Linked DNA regions of Mus musculus: region 2 is linked to region 1. The links are chromatin loops, found by intact Hi-C in ENCODE. Cell type or tissue: heart. All regions are shown on one strand. Links, peaks and the distances in the headings refer to the core of each region. The heading gives the core; the rest is flanking DNA.

Evidence for each region. A loop is a pair of places that touch in the nucleus more often than their neighbours do. Peaks named below come from ENCODE experiments on the same cell type or tissue, not always from the same donor. Only the 100,000 strongest peaks of a DNase experiment are listed, where the experiment ranks them.
Region 2: a loop joins it to region 1, with 7 times the contacts of the local background. A loop is called at or near these places in 17 of 42 quality-filtered maps.

Annotation. Positions count from the first base shown.
Region 1 is chr6:3,339,781-3,348,116 of GRCm38, reverse strand. It overlaps Gm20559 (a long non-coding RNA gene), which reads left to right and starts at 1,976. Exons shown (of 4, transcript XR_003956390.1): 1 at 1,976-2,264; 2 at 5,443-5,521; 3 at 6,821-6,954. In heart, for the core only: a CTCF peak has its summit at 1,912 (motif pointing right); a DNase peak (open chromatin) is centred at 2,036; H3K4me3 peaks cover 716 bases.
Region 2 is chr6:3,392,266-3,400,601 of GRCm38, reverse strand. Samd9l (sterile alpha motif domain containing 9-like) reads left to right here and starts at 1,031. Exons shown (of 2, transcript NM_010156.3): 1 at 1,031-1,334. In heart, for the core only: a CTCF peak has its summit at 996 (motif pointing right); DNase peaks (open chromatin) are centred at 721, 1,101, 2,951 and 4,181.

The DNA of each region.
Region 1 (8,336 bases), core at 283-8,282:
GTGTGTCATAGCACACCACCAATCTTTTAGGGCTCACTTTTTTTTTTTTTTTTTACCACCTCTTCTGAGATTCTTTACAAGTCCTGGAAAGAGTGAGACACATGTCTCTCAGCACTGAGTGCTCAACAGTCAATTACTCTCAGCACTTTAACTAGTTGTGAGTCTCTTCATTAATGAATGTGAAGCACTTGTTGACCAAGGTTTGAAGTGGTCCAGGTCTATGAGTACATATAAACATTCAGAAAGCTGTTTGACATGTTCATTTAGGAAAACATCAACAAATTGATGTCCCCAGCATAGGCTTTTGACAAAATTTAGAAACCAGACATAAATTTCTTTCTGTGAAGTAGAACACAAATTCAGTCAGAAAAGAGTTGACAGCCATGCACAGTGACAGATCTTGCCTGGCATGTCAATATATAGAGTGACTAGCTGGATAAGATCATCAAGCACATTCTATGCCAGCAGCCTGCATGGCACTTTTAAAAAGTCCCAAAATATCCTTAGCCATCAGTACCACTGCAGGGCTTGTGTTGTTTTTACTCAGAGGGAACAGATTTTTTTTTTTTAATTAATAGTGTATTTGAATTCTCCAAGGGATGCTTAACAACTTTTTGTGGCACTATTCTTTTAATGGCTTGTTCAGTATAAAAATTTATAAATACTAATAGCAAAATCAAAGTGATCTTCTGAAGTATTGTCATTTCAATAAAAATGTTAGCTTTCCTTGAAACTGACATACATTAACTGCTGTCATCTGTAGTTTCTTAAAACTTGTATTTAAATGGGGATTTAAAGATCACTGGAGTCTTATGTTAATGGTCTCCTGTGTTAATATTATATGCAACCATGAGGTCACACAACCTCATGATATCCTTAGTGGTGTCATTAGAAGAGGAAGAGAGACACAAGTGAGCCAGCTTGCTTCTAGCTAAACCTGTGTTGCTCTATCTGTGCCCTCTGCAGAGATCTCGGGCAGCTGGAAGGTGCTCCTGAGGTGCAGGTCCTTCTCCTGGGACTTCCTAGATCCCAAAACCCATAAGAAACACATTTAAAAATATATGAATCACCTAGTCTGTGGTCTTCAGTTACAGCAACAGAACATATGATAAACTAATAGTAAATATAGTAAATAAATAAATAACTGGTACTCCCAGGGAGATCAGTTAAACAGACTCATAATTTGCCTTGAATCTGTAAATTACTGTTGATAAGATTGCCATTTTTACTATGCAAGCCCAATCTATGAGCATGGGAAAGCTCTCCATCTTCTGATATGTTCTTCAGTTTCCTTCTTCAAAGACTTGAAGTTCTTCTCAGGTGGGTCTTTCATTTGTTTGGCTAGAATTACACCACGATATTTTATATTACTTGGGTCTATTGTGAAGGGTGTTGTTTCCCTGATTTCTTTCTCAGCCCATTTATCATTTGTATAAAGGTGAACTACTGATTTTTTTTTTTTTACTTAATTTTGCATCCAGCAGTCACTTTGCTGAAGGTGTTTATCAGCTGTAGGAGTTCTTTTTGTATAGTTTTTAGGGTCACTTATGTATACCTCAACTGTGCAGCTTGGTCTTCATGTGGGTACTGAACAACTGGCAGGGGTAGGGTGGGGAGATGTCCTTTAATCTTGCCTGCCTGTGGATCCTGTTGCCCTAACCTTGCTGCTTTGTCTGGCTTCAGTGAGAGAGGATGCACCTAGCCCTGCAGAAACTTGATGTTGAGGGGGTTGGGGAGATATTCCACCCTTTCAGAAGAGAAGGGGAGGTGGAATTGTGGAGGAACTGTGGGGACTGGGGGGAATGGGATGAGGGATTTGATTGATTGGGATGTATAGTGAGTAAATAAATTAATTAATGGGTAAAAAAACCCTCAGACTTTAGGTCTTTGGGTTTTACCCAAACAAACCAGCAGGTGGCATTGTTGGCACTAAAGAGCAGAAAAAGAGAAAAAAAGCATTTCAGGAAGTCTCTTTTTATATCAGAATCGAAACTGGAAACTGAAGCAGAGGTGGTTTTCACTTCCTTACACTCTTGCCAGCATTAGCCACACCCTGGTGTCTCTCAGCCAGTTTAAGCTGGTGTTAAAGTAGACAAGCAGACTGGTTAAGACCACCAAGACTAAATGAAGTTGTTTGTCACAGACATCTTAGGAGGAAGAGAATACAGATACCAGACATTTTCTTTACTAAAATGGACAGTTTTTTTTTCTTTCTTTTTTTCCTTTTAAAAGATTTTTTATATAGAAGAAATCTGAAAATTTGGGTAAGTACAAAATTTCTTCTTTCCTATTATTGTTGTTGCTATTGGTGTCTACAGCAACAGTTTATGGAAGAGGGAAAAGTAAACTTTGAGGTCAGAATGTTTTAAGTATATTCTAAAACAAAGGTGGTAATTTTCTGAGCTTAAAATTTCTGGTCTGTGTGTTGTTGTAAATGGTACTGTGGCTATAACATAAACATTCCATTAAAAAAATGTTTTTGAAAATAAGGCACAGTTCTATTATTAGCCCTTAAAGAAAAGCAGCATCTTCAACAAGAAAAAAAAATTTTAATGTTCTATTAGTGCAAAACATAGTCCTCTAGTCACTGTTGTAATCAAGAGCCTGGGGACACCAGGCATCCAAATGGCCATCATGTGCTCACTCATGTGTTGGGAGGGACTGGGCAGCAGAGGTGGTTGGACAGCATAGCAAAACCAGGGAGTGAGTAGCTGAGGGTCAGAGCTGGAGAGTTGCATGTGAGTATATGAGGCTTTGCTTCTATGTAAGAGTAACGAGTGGGCAGTGGGATCAGGAGTTAGACATCTATAATATCAGTAAAGATGGTCCTTCCCTGCCTCCTTCCTCTTGCTCACGTGAGATCACGTGTTCAGAAGGAAATGGTGACAGACTGCTGGTGGCAGTACTCTGTCATTTACACATCTCTTTATCATGCCTGGGTCATTTCTGTTGAGTCCATAAACGTTTCCTCCAGGAAGATGTGGACAGAAGATGTGGAAATGGATGCTCTGGAGATCTGTTTTGCTTTTCAGCTTGCTAATTAAACAGAATTAGAAAACTGTGATGATGAAAGTGCTGCGAAGCTCACCGCTGGCTTGGACCAGGCCAAGGTGGGCTGCTGCACACAGAGACGTCAGCTCTTTCAATGCCTGTGTCATTCAGAATCTTCCCTTTCTGCTCTCACCAGTGCTAGATATGCTGGAATGTTATAAACTTACATCAAGTAGTATACCTACCTGGCCGTTGTTAGATATGAAGTTTAGACATGAAGAAACAGGCTCTATAGTGAATTGTGCACTTTTTCCAGGAAATAAAGAGTAGAAACTTTGTTTTAAAACAAGGCCAATCAAGTGATAAACGTTACTACAATAAGCTGTAAAGAACAAAAAGTGTTGGCATTGATCAGGCTTCTGGCATAGGAATTTTGATCATATGAAATATATAACTTTAAGGATTGTGGTATTGAGCTGTTCTTGGTAGCTTATGTGCATCCATACTGAGATGTTAATGGAGGTGTTTATGAGGAAGTTTGCTGTTGCAGTCCCTTGCATGGTAGAGGAGAATCCAATATTTCAACACCATGCCATCCACTTAGAAAAGAAATCTCTCTCTCTCTCTCACACACACAAACTCACAATGTTATAAGTAAGTTTATAACTTTGGGTTGAACTATTTTTATATCTTTGCTCATCCTAGTGCAGCCAGGAAGCCATGGGTTGCTGCATGCCGGCCTGAGGCTTACAAGGACTCGGTACACCAGGGAGGCAGGCTGGGGCTACAAGCAATTAGATGTTGAGAGGTTAATGGAGCCAAGACAGGATTTTGTTCAAGGCCCTTCAGTTTACTACTAGAGTCTACTTATAAAAGGGGAAGGCCCATCCCCTGCCAGTCCATTCTTGGTGTCTGGAGCCAGCCTGTAGGTGATATGCAGCATAGGATGTTCCTCCAGAATGTATCACCTGCTTCTCAGCAGGTAGCAGTGTCTTGGAGAGAGCAGTGGCAGGTGGCAGAACAAAAGAGCCATCTAGGTCAGAAGGCTCCACCTTAGGTAATTTCCTTCTCAGTGGCAGCAAGGTCAAAGTCTGAATCAGCCTACTTCAGGGCTGAGGGAGGCTATAATGGGTTAGATAAGCCTGCAAGATATAAATAAAACATTTTTCTGTCTGCTTTTGTGAAATTTGAAGTGGACAGAACACATAGAAATGTCATAATAAAGGGCTAGAGAGGTGGCTCAGTGAATAAGGAGAGCACTTGTGTGTGCAAATATGAGAACTTGAGTCAACCCTCAGTTCTCACTTCCAAAACTCAGAAGTAGTGAACTGCTGTAACCCAAGCCCTGTGTGTGCTGGAGTCTGGAAGATTGTTGGTTCTTGCTAGTTGCCCGCTTAACCACAGTATAGGTAAGTAAACCTCCTTCAGAGTCAAAAAGTGAGAAGTAATAGCAGAGTCTCCCAATGCCTTAAACCACACAAGGACATTCACATGAGTGCTATTTTCCCTCCCTCCCTCCTCCTCCCTCCCTCCTTCTCTGCCTGCCCCCACAAAAGCACACAGACATACAAGTCCACAAATTTAATGCAAATAAGTAAAAAATTTAAATATCATCATAATAAAACCCCTTATTTCCTATGCTGACTAAAAATATTAGTGAAGCAATGGACAGAGAGAATGAGTGGGGCGTTATTAATGATATGCTGGTATTGTAAACTCAGTTTATAAACTGGCAACTTAAATTCATAGGGTAAGAGTCATCTTCATTGAAAACAGTCCAGTTATTCAGGAAGTTTATTCCACTTCAAAATCTGCAAGCAGGATGTTAATCTTTCTATTAGACTTTCACCTCTCTCTCTCTCTCTCTCCCTCTCTCTCTCTGCCTCTCTCTCTCTCTCCCTCCCTCCCTCTCTCTCTCTCTCTCTCTCACACACACACACACACACACATGCATGCACACACATTCGCTCACACACATACTGGGGGGGAGGGTAAACCATAGGAGATATAAGAAGATTGTTTAGAAACAAGTTTTCTTCTAAAAATCCACCACACAAATATGTATAAAATGTAGTGTTTCAAATTGCAAACTGAAACCTAGTGAGGTGTTTGTATGACTCTCTTGTCTAAGGAGCCTTAGTAATGGTGAGGGTATTCTCGTGTGCTGGGAATCCGAGCCCAAGTCTACTGCTGAGCTATATCCACTAGGCAGATAACTTTGAGTTAGGATTTGAAGAAATTAAAGAAAACAGTACTAAGAATTCACTGTGAGTGGAATAAAGAGGTCAAAGCTAGTCCTGAAATCTGCTGTAGAAATACAAAGTGATGAAACAGTAAGATGTGAATACCTAGACTTGTTCTAGTCCTTACCCTTATTTCTAGGCCACATGACAGTCTTGTTTCTACACAGCTTCTATTTTAGTCATTTTTAAATTTCATCATGTATTTCAGAGGCAGCACCGGCTTTTTTTAAATGAAGAATGGTGTATATGAACTGAGTCTGTCTGCATGATGCAGCTCTGATTTCTTGGTACGTTCATTTAAGTAGCTTCCCATATTCAGTGTCCTTGTTCCCATTCACAGAAAATACATCCTGTACTGGCTAGTTTTGTGTCAACTTGACACAGCTGGAGTTATCACAGAGAAAGGAGCTTCAGTTGAGGAAATGCCTCTATGAGGTCCAACTGTAAGGCATTTTCTCAATTAGTGATCAAGGGGGAAAGGCCCCTTGTGGGTGGGACCATCTCTGGGCTGGTAGTCTTGGTTCTATAAGAGAGCAGGCTGAGCAAGCCAGGGGAGGCAAGCCAGTAAAGAACATCCCTCCATAGCCTCTGCATCAGCTCCTGCTTCCTGACCTGTTTGAGTTCCAGTCCTGACTTCTTTCAGTGATGAACAGCAATGTGGAAATGTAAGCTGAATAAACCCTTTCCTCCCCAACTTGCTTCTTGGTCATGTTGTTTGTTCAGGAATAGAAACCCTAACTAAGACACATCCCTAAGCAGAAACTACTGCGGTAAGTAGTTCAACTCTGCCTGTCCTTGAACTTCAGTGAGATCCACTCACACAGTGTGTTCTCTGTGCTGGTGGCACTGTAGTTCCTTTCCTCTTACTTCACTGACACTTACTCTGTGTGGCTGAGTTAGCACTTCACTTCTTTTTTCTCCACCAAAATTGTTGAGTTATAAGGTAGATATACATTTAATTGGATATTAGCAATCAAGTTCTTCTTTCAAATTAGCCGGAACAAATTGTGTTCCTACCAGCACATTGCAAAAGCTCCCATCTTTGCATACACCAATGTTTGGGTTCTGGGGTTTTAACATCAGCTACGCTGGTTGGCATGTGCTATTATTAATCCATGCAGTTTAATTTTGAATGTGTGTAACTGGTTAAGGTTTTGGAACTGCTGCAGATTCTGATCTACTGCATCCACCCATGTGACTTTCAAAAGCCTCACGGGGTTACCATCCTCCAATTAGTCCTATCTTTTACTCATCTCCAACCCAGAACCAGCAAATTGTCACCTAAACAAAGAACAAGCTATATGCGCATGTACTAAAAGCAAAAACCCGCCAAAAGTCACCAGCCCATTTCTGGGGCACTGGTCCATCCCCCAGGGCACTAGCCCAACCCCTGGGGCGTTTAGCCTATCCCTAGGGTGCATGAGATTCGTGGGTGTAGCTACCAGTCCTAGTTTAGACATGTCACCAAAAAGTATTTAAGCCACACACTTTCTGAGCCTTCTTTGTCTACCTCAATATGTTATGAAGTAAAGTTAACCACGAAAGAATCTGGCGTGTCCTGTGTCTGTTTCTGCTGGCGGGAACAGGCTCAGGATACTTGGTGCTCGAAACCCGGGGAAAAAACGCCTTAACAACGTGCAGCACCAGGGAGGAGACCCTCAGACCAACCGGAGCAGGTTCAGAACCATGGTGGATTCAGCTCCGAGAGAATACTGATACTGTAAGTGACTTTGATCCTTCTTAATCCCTCCCCTTAACAGGAAGGCACTGAAAGCCTTTTGTTCTCGTGCTGGCTGTGTTAACCCTATTTCTCCTGGTTTGATCCTGCACTCACCAGAAGTGGTGCTGAAATTTTTGACTGCTGTTAAGCACAGTCAGAGGGACGTTGATAAGCCGCAGTGCTTGTCCCATATTTAAGTCTCTCCTGTAGATAAGGGAGCAGTATGGGAACTTCACATTCTGTGATTACAGCACTGCAGTCTGTCTTAAAGCAGCGTGAGATAAAAATCTCTACAAGAACCTTAGAGACATTCATCAGGGAAATTGAACGTATAGCACCTTGGTAGTGTGTTCAGGGTCGTTAACTCTTTACTCTTGGGAGAAATTAAGGGAGACTTAGCTAAGTAACAACAGAATGGAATTATGCCATTATGCCATTATGGAAACTGGTGAGATCGTGCCTGGAGGATGAGAGATGCCGTCCAGCAATAATAACAGGGCAGGGAATATTGGAAGAATTACAGGACAGTATGGCAGAAACGGAGCGGTATGATAGGTTAAGAGCTCTAAAAAGGAAAAATGTGCACAAGAAGCAAAGCCCTTCCAGAGACCTTGAGTCTGAGGAAGTGAAAAGTTTGGGAATAAATTCCTGGGGAGAGAAAAGAGATAAGGAGAAAGTTCAGGAAAAGAAAAGCCTTTATCTGGTAAAGGAACTAGAGGCTTTAAAGCTTGATAGTTTAAAATCAGATGAGCTTAGTTTCTCTGAGGAAGAGGAGTTAGAATATCAGGCAGCTCACTATAAAACAGAAAGATACCATCCAGAGGAAAGGCGAGTGAAGAAATCAGAGAAAAAAATTAAAAGTTACTAGAGACACAGAGCAGGCCACCTCTAGGCCTTCTAGTCTCAATACTCCTCCACTTTATGTGGAGAAATTTTATTCTGATTCTTTTCTTTCAAAGGAGGAAAAGAAAAAATTATATCAGGCATTTCCTGTCTTTGAAGCTGCAGATGGAGGGCGAGTACACGCCCCTGTGGAGTATATTCAGATAAAAGAACTTGCTGAGTCGGTTTGCAATTATGGAGTTAGTGCCAACTTCACTATCTCCCAAATTGAAAGATTTGCTACTTTAGCCATGACCCCAGGAGACTGGCAGACAACAGTGAAGGCTGCACTCCCTAATATGGGACAATATATGGAGTAGAAAGCGTTGTGGCATGATGCTTCTCAGGTGCAGGCCAAGGTCAATGCCACTGCTGAAGGCAATCAGAGAAATTGGACATTTGAATTATTAAAAGGACAAGGGCAATATGCTAATAATCAGACGAATTATGATTGGGGAGCATACACTCAAATCTCCGCTGCTGCCATTAAGGTGTGGAAA
Region 2 (8,336 bases), core at 92-8,091, 53 kb before region 1:
TTCTAACTAAAGCTGTGTTGCTCTATCTGTGCCCTCTGCAGAGATCTCGGGCAGCTGGAAGGTGCTCCTGAGGTGCAGGTCCTTCTCCTGGGACTTCCTAGATTCCAAAACCCATAAGAAACACATTTAAAAATATATGAATCACCTAGTCTGTGGTCTTCAGTTATAGCAACAGAACATATGATAAACTAATAGTAAATATAGTAAATAAATAAATAACTGGTACTCCCAGGGAGATCAGTTAAACAGACTCATAATTTGCCTTGAATCTGTAAATTACTGTTGATAAGATTGCCATTTTTACTATGCAAGCCCAATCTATGAGCATGGGAAAGCTCTCCATCTTCTGATATGTTCTTCAGTTTCCTTATTCAAAGACTTGAAGTTCTTCTCAGGTGGGTCTTTCATTTGTTTGGCTAGAATTACACCACGATATTTTATGTTACTTGGGTCTATTGTGAAGGGTGTTGTTTCCCTGATTTCTTTCTCAGCCCATTTATCATTTGTATAAAGGTGAACTACTGATTTTTTTTTAGTTAATTTTGCATCCAGCAGTCACTTTGCTGAAGGTGTTTATCAGCTGTAGGAGTTCTTTTTGTAGAGTTTTTTGGGTCACTTATGTATACCTCGACTGTGCAGCTTGCTCTTCATGTGGGTACTAAACAACTGGCGGGGGTGGGGTGGGGAGATGTCCTTTAATCTTTTCTGCCTGTGGATCCTGTTGCCCTAACCTGGCTGCTTTGTCTGGCTTCAGTGGGAGAGGATGCACCTAGCCCTGCAGAGACTTGATGTTGAGGGGGTTGGGGAGATATTCCACCCTTTCAAAAGAGAAGGGGAGGTGGAATTGTGGAGGAACTGTGGGGACTGGGGGGAATGGGATGAGGGATTTGATTGATTGGGATGTATAGTGAGTAAATAAATTAATTAATGGGTAAAAAAAAATCCTCAGACTTTAGGTCTTTGGGTTTTACCCAAACAAACCAGCAGGTGGCATAGTTGGCACTAAAGAGCAGAAAAAGAGAAAAAAAGCATTTCAGGAAGTCTCTTTCTGTATCAGAATCGAAACTGGAAACTGAAGCAGAGGTGGTTTTTTACTTCCTTACACTCTTGCCAGCATTAGCCACACCCTGGTGTCTCTCAGCCAGTTTAAGCTGGTGTTAAGGTAGACAAGCAGACTGGTTAAGACCACCAAGACTAAATGAAGTTGTTTGTCACGGACATCTTGGGAGGAAGAGAATACAGATACCAGACATTTTCTTTACTAAAATGGACAGGTTTTGTTTTCTTTTTTCCTTTTAAACGATTTTTTATGTAGAAGAAATTTGAAAATTTGGGTAAGTACAAAATTTCTTCTTTCCTATTATTGTTGTTGCTATTGGTGTCTACAGCAACAGTTTATGGAAGAGGGAAAAGTAAACTTTGAGGTTAGAATGTTTTAAGTATATTCTAAAACAAAGCTGGTAATTTTCTGAGCTTAAAATTGCTGGTCTGTGTGTTGTTGTAAATGGTACTGTGGCTATAACATAAACATTCCATTAAAAAAAATGTTTTTGAAAATAAGGCACAGTTCTATTAATAGCCCTTAAAGAAAAGCAGCATCTTCAACAAGAAAAAAAAAAAGCACTTTAATGTTCTATTAGTGCAAAACATAGTCCTCCAGTCACTGTAAGGAACAGGCAGTCTAGAAAATTACATCCTCCATAGTGTGTTGGACTTTAATGTCAAGTCTATATGTTGGAGGCAAAAACAGAATGTTCACAGAGCTTCTGCCAGAAAGTTTTGGAATCATGGCAGTTTTATGTGCCTGGTAAGAATCAGGGGCTGAGATCTGATATTTCCCCCCAAATGTCATTCAAGGGCCTAGGGGAACAATGTTATTGAAGTTCTTTAACCTCTCTGAGAAAAACTGACAAGTCCTACAATTCTCCTGTGTGTGTGTGTGTGTGTGTGTGTGTGTGTCTGTGTGTGCGTGTATGTGTGTGCCTGTGTGTGTGTGTGTGTGTATGTGTATGTGTGTGTGTATGTGTGTGTGTATGTGTGTGTATATGTGTGTGTGTGTATGTTCAGTCATATAAATTCTATCTCTTCTTTATACTATATAAGCTCATGAGCAATTCTGGGAACACTCTAAAATACATGCACACACAGTCACACACACACCCCACTTATTTTTAGTTCTAATTAGCCTTCCTCTGGTTTTCTTTTCCTAAGGGATTTTTATATATGTGTGATTCTGCAGCACATTTTAAGGTTTGTGCAAGCCTTTTAGAAGCACGGATAGCCTGAAGAAACCATTAATACAGTGGCTTATACAGTCTCCAAAGTGGCCTCTTCTGTGGGTTTAGGGGATTGATTCAAGGAAGAGCTTTTAAGTCTGAACATAGGCATTAGAGCAGAAGTTCTCAACCTGTGAGTCTTGACAGGGGATGCCTAAGACCATCAGAAAACACAGATATTTACTTTATAATTCATAACAGTCACACAGTTACAGTTATGAAGTAGCAAGGGAATAATTTTATGGGTGGGGGAGGGGGGTCACCAGACTGTGAGGTGCTGTATTAAAGGGTTTCAGCATTAGGGAGGTCAAGAACCACTGTTTTAGAGGGAGCACTGTGAAAAGTGAAACCTGTTCAGTTTCATAAGTTGGGAGTGAAAATTCATCCCTTTTTTGGTATTTGCTTAGTTTCTCAACCAAGTATTTCTGCCCATATCTCTCTGCCTCCAACCCTGCCATGAGAACTCAAGCTTATATTCTGATATGTTTCTTAGCTCAGGTATGAATAATCCATCTGACTCATGACTTCATCTTGCATTTTGTACTCTTACACCGAGATAGGTGGGGACCGACATATGTATAACTGTGAGAAGAAATTTTTACTGCTGAATTTAGGAAGACTTCAGGTGTCCCGATTAGAGGTTGCATAAGAGCCCTGGGCTTGTAATCAAGAGCCTGGGGACACCAGGCATCCAAATGGCCATCATGTGCTCACTCATGTGTTGGGAGGGACTGGGCAGCAGAGGTGGTTGGACAGCATAGCAAAACCAGGGAGTGAGTAGCTGAGGGTCAGAGCTGGAGAGTTGCATGTGAGTATATGAGGCTTTGCTTCTATGTAAGAGTAACGAGTGGGCAGTGGGATCAGGAGTTAGACATCTATAATATCAGTAAAGATGGTCCTTTCCTGCCTCCTTCCTCTTGCTCACGTGAGATCACGTGTTCAGAAGGAAATGGTGACAGACTGCTGGTGGCAGTACTCTGTCATTTACACATCTCTTTATCATGCCTGGGTCATTTCTGTTGAGTCCATAAACGTTTCCTCCAGGAAGATGTGGACAGAAGATGTGGAAATGGATGCTCTGGAGATCTGTTTTGCTTTTCAGCTTGCTAATTAAACAGAATTAGAAAACTGTGATGATGAAAGTGCTGCGAAGCTCACCGCTGGCTTGGACCAGGCCAAGGTGGGCTGCTGCACACAGAGACGTCAGCTCTTTCAATGCCTGTGTCATTCAGAATCTTCCCTTTCTGCTCTCACCAGTGCTAGATATGCTGGAATGTTATAAACTTACATCAAGTAGTATACCTACCTGGCCGTTTATAGATATGAAGTTTAGACATGAAGAAACAGGCTCTATAGTGAATTGTGCACTTTTTCCAGGAAATAAAGAGTAGAATCTTTGTTTTAAAACAAGGCCAATCAAGTGATAAACGTTACTACAATAAGCTGTAAAGTACAAAAAGTGTTGGAATTGAGCAGGCTTCTGGCATGGGAAACTTGATCATTTGGAATATATAACTTTAAGGATTGTGCTATTGAGCCATTCTTGGTGGCTTACATGTATCCACAGTGAGATGTGCTTGCATGGTAGAGACGAATCCAATGTTTCAACACCATCCCAACCACTTACAAAAGATATCACACACACACACACACACACACACACACACACACACACACACACACACACACACACAAACTCACAATGTTATAAGTAAGTTTATAACTTTGGGTGGACTATTTTTATATCTTTCCTCATCCTAGTGCAGCCAGGAAGCCATGGGTTGCTGCATGCTGGCCTGAGGCTTACAAGGACCCGGTACACCAGGGAGGCAGGCTGGGGCTGAAAGCGACTTAGATGTTGAGAGGTTAATGGAGCCAAGACAGGATTCTGTTCAAGGCTCTCTAGTTTACTACTAGAGTCTACTTATAAAAGGGGAAGGCCCATTACCCGCCAGTCCATTCTTGGTGTCTGGAGCCAGCCTGTAGGTGATATGCAGAATAGGATGTTCCTATGGAATATCTAGGGGGCTTCTCAGCAGGTAGCAGTGTCTTGGAGAGAGCATTGGCAGGTGGCAGAACAAAAGAGCCATCTAGGTCAGAAGGCTCCACCTTAGGTAATTTTCTTCTCAGTGGCAGCAAGGTCAAAGTCTGAATCAGCCTACTTCAGGGCTGAGGGAGGCTATAATGGGTTAGATAAGCCTGCAAGATATAAATAAAACATTTTTCTGTCTGCTTTTGTGAAAGTTGAAGTGGACAAAGTACATGGAAATGTCATAATAACGGGCTAGAGAGGTGGCTCAGTGAATAAGGAGAGCACTTGTGTGTGCAAATATGAGAACTTGAGTCAACTCTCAGTTCTCACATCCAAAACTCAGAAGTAGTGAACTGCTGTAACCCAAGCCCTGTGTGTGCTGGAGTCTGGAAGATTGTTGGTTCTTGCTGGTTGCCAGCTTAACCACAGTATGGGTAAGAAAACCTGCTTCAGAGTAAAAAGTGAGTAGTAATAGCAGAGTCTCCCAATGCCTTAAACCACACAAGGACATTCACATGAGAGCTATTTTCCCTCCCTCCCTCTCTTCCTCCTTCTTTGTCTGCCTTTACAAAAGCACACAGACATGCAAGTCCACAAATTTAATGCAAATAAGTAAAAAATTTTAATATCATCATAATAAAACCCCTTATTTCCTATGCTGACTAAAAATGTTAGTGAAGCAATGGACAGAGAGAATGAGTGGGGCGTTATTAATGATATGCTGGTATTGTAAACTCAGTTTATAAACTGGAAACTTAAATTCATAGGGTAAGAGTCCTCTTCATTGAAAACAGTCCGATTATTCAGGAAGTTTATTCCACTTCAAAATCTGCAAGCAGGATGTTAATCTTTCTATTAGACTTTCACCTCTCTCTCTCTCTCTCTCTCTCTCTCTCTCTCTCTCTCTCTCTCTCTTTCTCTCTCTCTCACACACACACACACACACACACACACACACACACACACTTATGCACACACATTCGCTCACACACAAACTGGGGGGCAGGGCAAACCATAGGAGATATAAGAAGATTGTCTAGAAACAAGTTTTCTTCTAAAAATCCACCACACAAATATGTATAAAATGTAGTGTTTCAAATTGCAAACTGAAACCTAGTGAGGTGTTTGTATGACTCTCTTGTCTAAGGAGCCTTAGTAATGGTGAGGGTATTCTCGTGTGCTGGGAATCCGAGCCCAAGTCTACTGCTGAGCTATATCCACTAGGCAGATAACTTTGAGTTAGGATTTGAAGAAATTAAAGAAAACAGTACTAAGAATTCACTGTGAGTGGAATAAAGAGGTCAAAGCTAGTCCTGAAATCTGCTGTAGAAATACAAAGTGATGAAACAGTAAGATGTGAATACCTAGACTTGTTCTAGTCCTTACCCTTATTTCTAGGCCACATGACAGTCTTGTTTCTACACAGCTTCTATTTTAGTTTTGGGTACCCTTTTGGATAAAGTTCATGGGAAACCTGAAAATTCTCTTCTGTTAGAAAAGAGTGTGGAGTTGGCTGTGCCTTTAGAGAATTTGTGAATAGAGATAGAGGTAGGTGCCTAAGTTGGAAGGTAAACTGCCATTCAACCCTGGTTCCAGGGGCCTGAGAGAACAAGAAATGGTACAGTTACAACAGGTTATTGTGCAGCCAAGTGCACCTTTAGACAATTTGTTTCTGCCTACACAGCTACCTTCAGTATTCACAGTCTTTGTGCATCTGATTGACAAGCCTCTTGAGAATTTAACTACAGCTGCTGGTTCATGCCTTGTGTCTACTTGCCTAGACAACTGGTCTGCAGCTGCTGAGTTGTATTTGTGTTTGCTATGGGACTGAACTACTACCAAAGATGATCAAGCTCACCTCCAAAAAACTATTGCTAAACAGGTCCACTTCCCTCATATCCTAATAGCTTTTCTCTTCTACTACCTCTGTTGGGTAGTAGGCTAGAGGAGAAGATGAACCCTTATTAAAAGTTGGTTGCAAAAAATTTATGCCCACAGGGTACTGTTGTGAATCATCAGAAAAAGAGAACACAAGTTAAGCCAGGAACATGGACCAATATTTGTGCCTTTTACAATGTGAGTTTTTTCCACACACTCTCTCTCTCTCTTCTCTCTCTCTCTCTCTCTCTCTCTCTGTATATATATATATATATGTGTGTGTGTGTGTGTGTGTGTGTGTGTGTTTTCTTCATTTACATATCAAATGCTATCTCCAAAGCCACCTATACCCTTTCCCTGCCCTGCTCTCCAACCCACCCACTCCGTCTTCCTGGTCCTGGCATTCCCCTGTACTGGGGCATAGAATTTTCACAATACCAAGGGTCTCTCCTCCCATTGATGGCTGACTAGGCCATCCTCTGCCACATAAGCAACTAGAGACACAGCTCTGGGGGTACTGGTTAGTTCATAGCGTTGTTCCTCCTTTAGGGTTGCAGACCCCTTCAGCTCCTTGGGTACTTTCTCTAACTCCTTCATTAGGGGATAGATGACTGTGAGCATCAACTTCTGTATTTGCCAGGCATTGGCATAGCCTAACAAGAGAGAGCTATGTCAGGGTCCTGTCAGCAAAATCTTTCTGGCATATGCAATAGTGCCTGCTTTTGGTGGTTGTATATGGGATGGATCCCTGAGTAGGGCAGTCTCTGGATAGTCTTTCCTTTTGTCTCAGCTCTGAACTTTGTCTCTATAATTCCTTCAATGGGTATTTTGTTCCCCATTCTAAGAAGGAACAAAGTATCCACACTTTGGTCTTCTTTCTTCTTGAGGTTCATGTGTTTTACAAATTGTGTCTTGGATAGTCTAAGTTTCTGGGCTACTATCAGCTTATCAGTGAGTGCATATCATTAGTGTTCTTTTGTGATTGGGTTACCTCCCTCAGGATGATGCCCTCCAGATGCATCCATTTGCCTAAGAATTTCATAAATACATTGTTTTTAATTTCTGAGTAGTACTCCATTGTGTAAATATACCACATTTTCTGTATCCATTCCTCTGTTAAGGGACATCTGGGTTCTTTCCAGCTTCTGGCTATTATAAATAAGGCTGCTATGAGCATAGTGGAGCATGTGTCCTTATTACCAGTTAGAATATCTTCTGGGTATATGCCCAGGAGAGGAATTGCTAGATCTTCCATTAGCATTATGTGCAATTTTCTGAGGAACTGCCAGACTGATTTCCACATTGATTGTACCAGCTTGCAATCCCACCAACAATGGAGGAGTGTCCTTCTTTCTCCACATCCTCAGCATCGGCTGTCACCTGAATTTTTGATCTTAGGCATTCTGACTGGTGTGAGGTGAAATTTCAGGGTTGTTTTGATTTGCATTTCCCTGATGATTAAGGATGTTGAACATTTTTTCAAGTGCTTCTCAACCATTTGGTAATCCTCAGTTGAGAATTCTCTGTTTAAATCTGGGCCCCATTTTTGATAGGGTTATTTGATATTCTGGAGTCCATCTTCTTGAGTTCTTTATAGATATTGGATATTATTTCCCTATCTGATTTAGGATTGGTAAAGATCCTTTCGCAATCTGTTTGTGGCCTTTTTGTCTTATAGACAATGCGTTTTGCCTTACAGAAGCTTTGGAATTTTATTAGGTCCCATTTATTTTATTTTGTCAGTTCTTGATCTTACAGCACAAGACATTGCTGTTCTGTTCAGGAATTTTCCCCCTGTGCCCATATCTTCAAGGCTTTTCTGAATTTTCTCCTCTATAAGTTTCAGTGTCTCTGGTTTTACATGAAGTTCCTTGATCCACGTAGACTTGGCCTTAGTAAAAGGAGATAAGAATGGATCAATTCATATTTTTCTACATGATAACCGCCAGTTGTACCACCACCATTTGTTGAAAATGCTGTCTCTTTTTCCACTGGATGGTTTTAGCTCCCTTGTCAAAGATCAAGTAACCATAGGTGTGTAGGTTCATTTCTCGGTTTTCAATTCTATTCCATTGGTCTACCTGTCTGTCATTGTACCAGTACCATGCAGTTTTAATCACAATTGCTCTGTTGTACAACTTGAGGTCAGG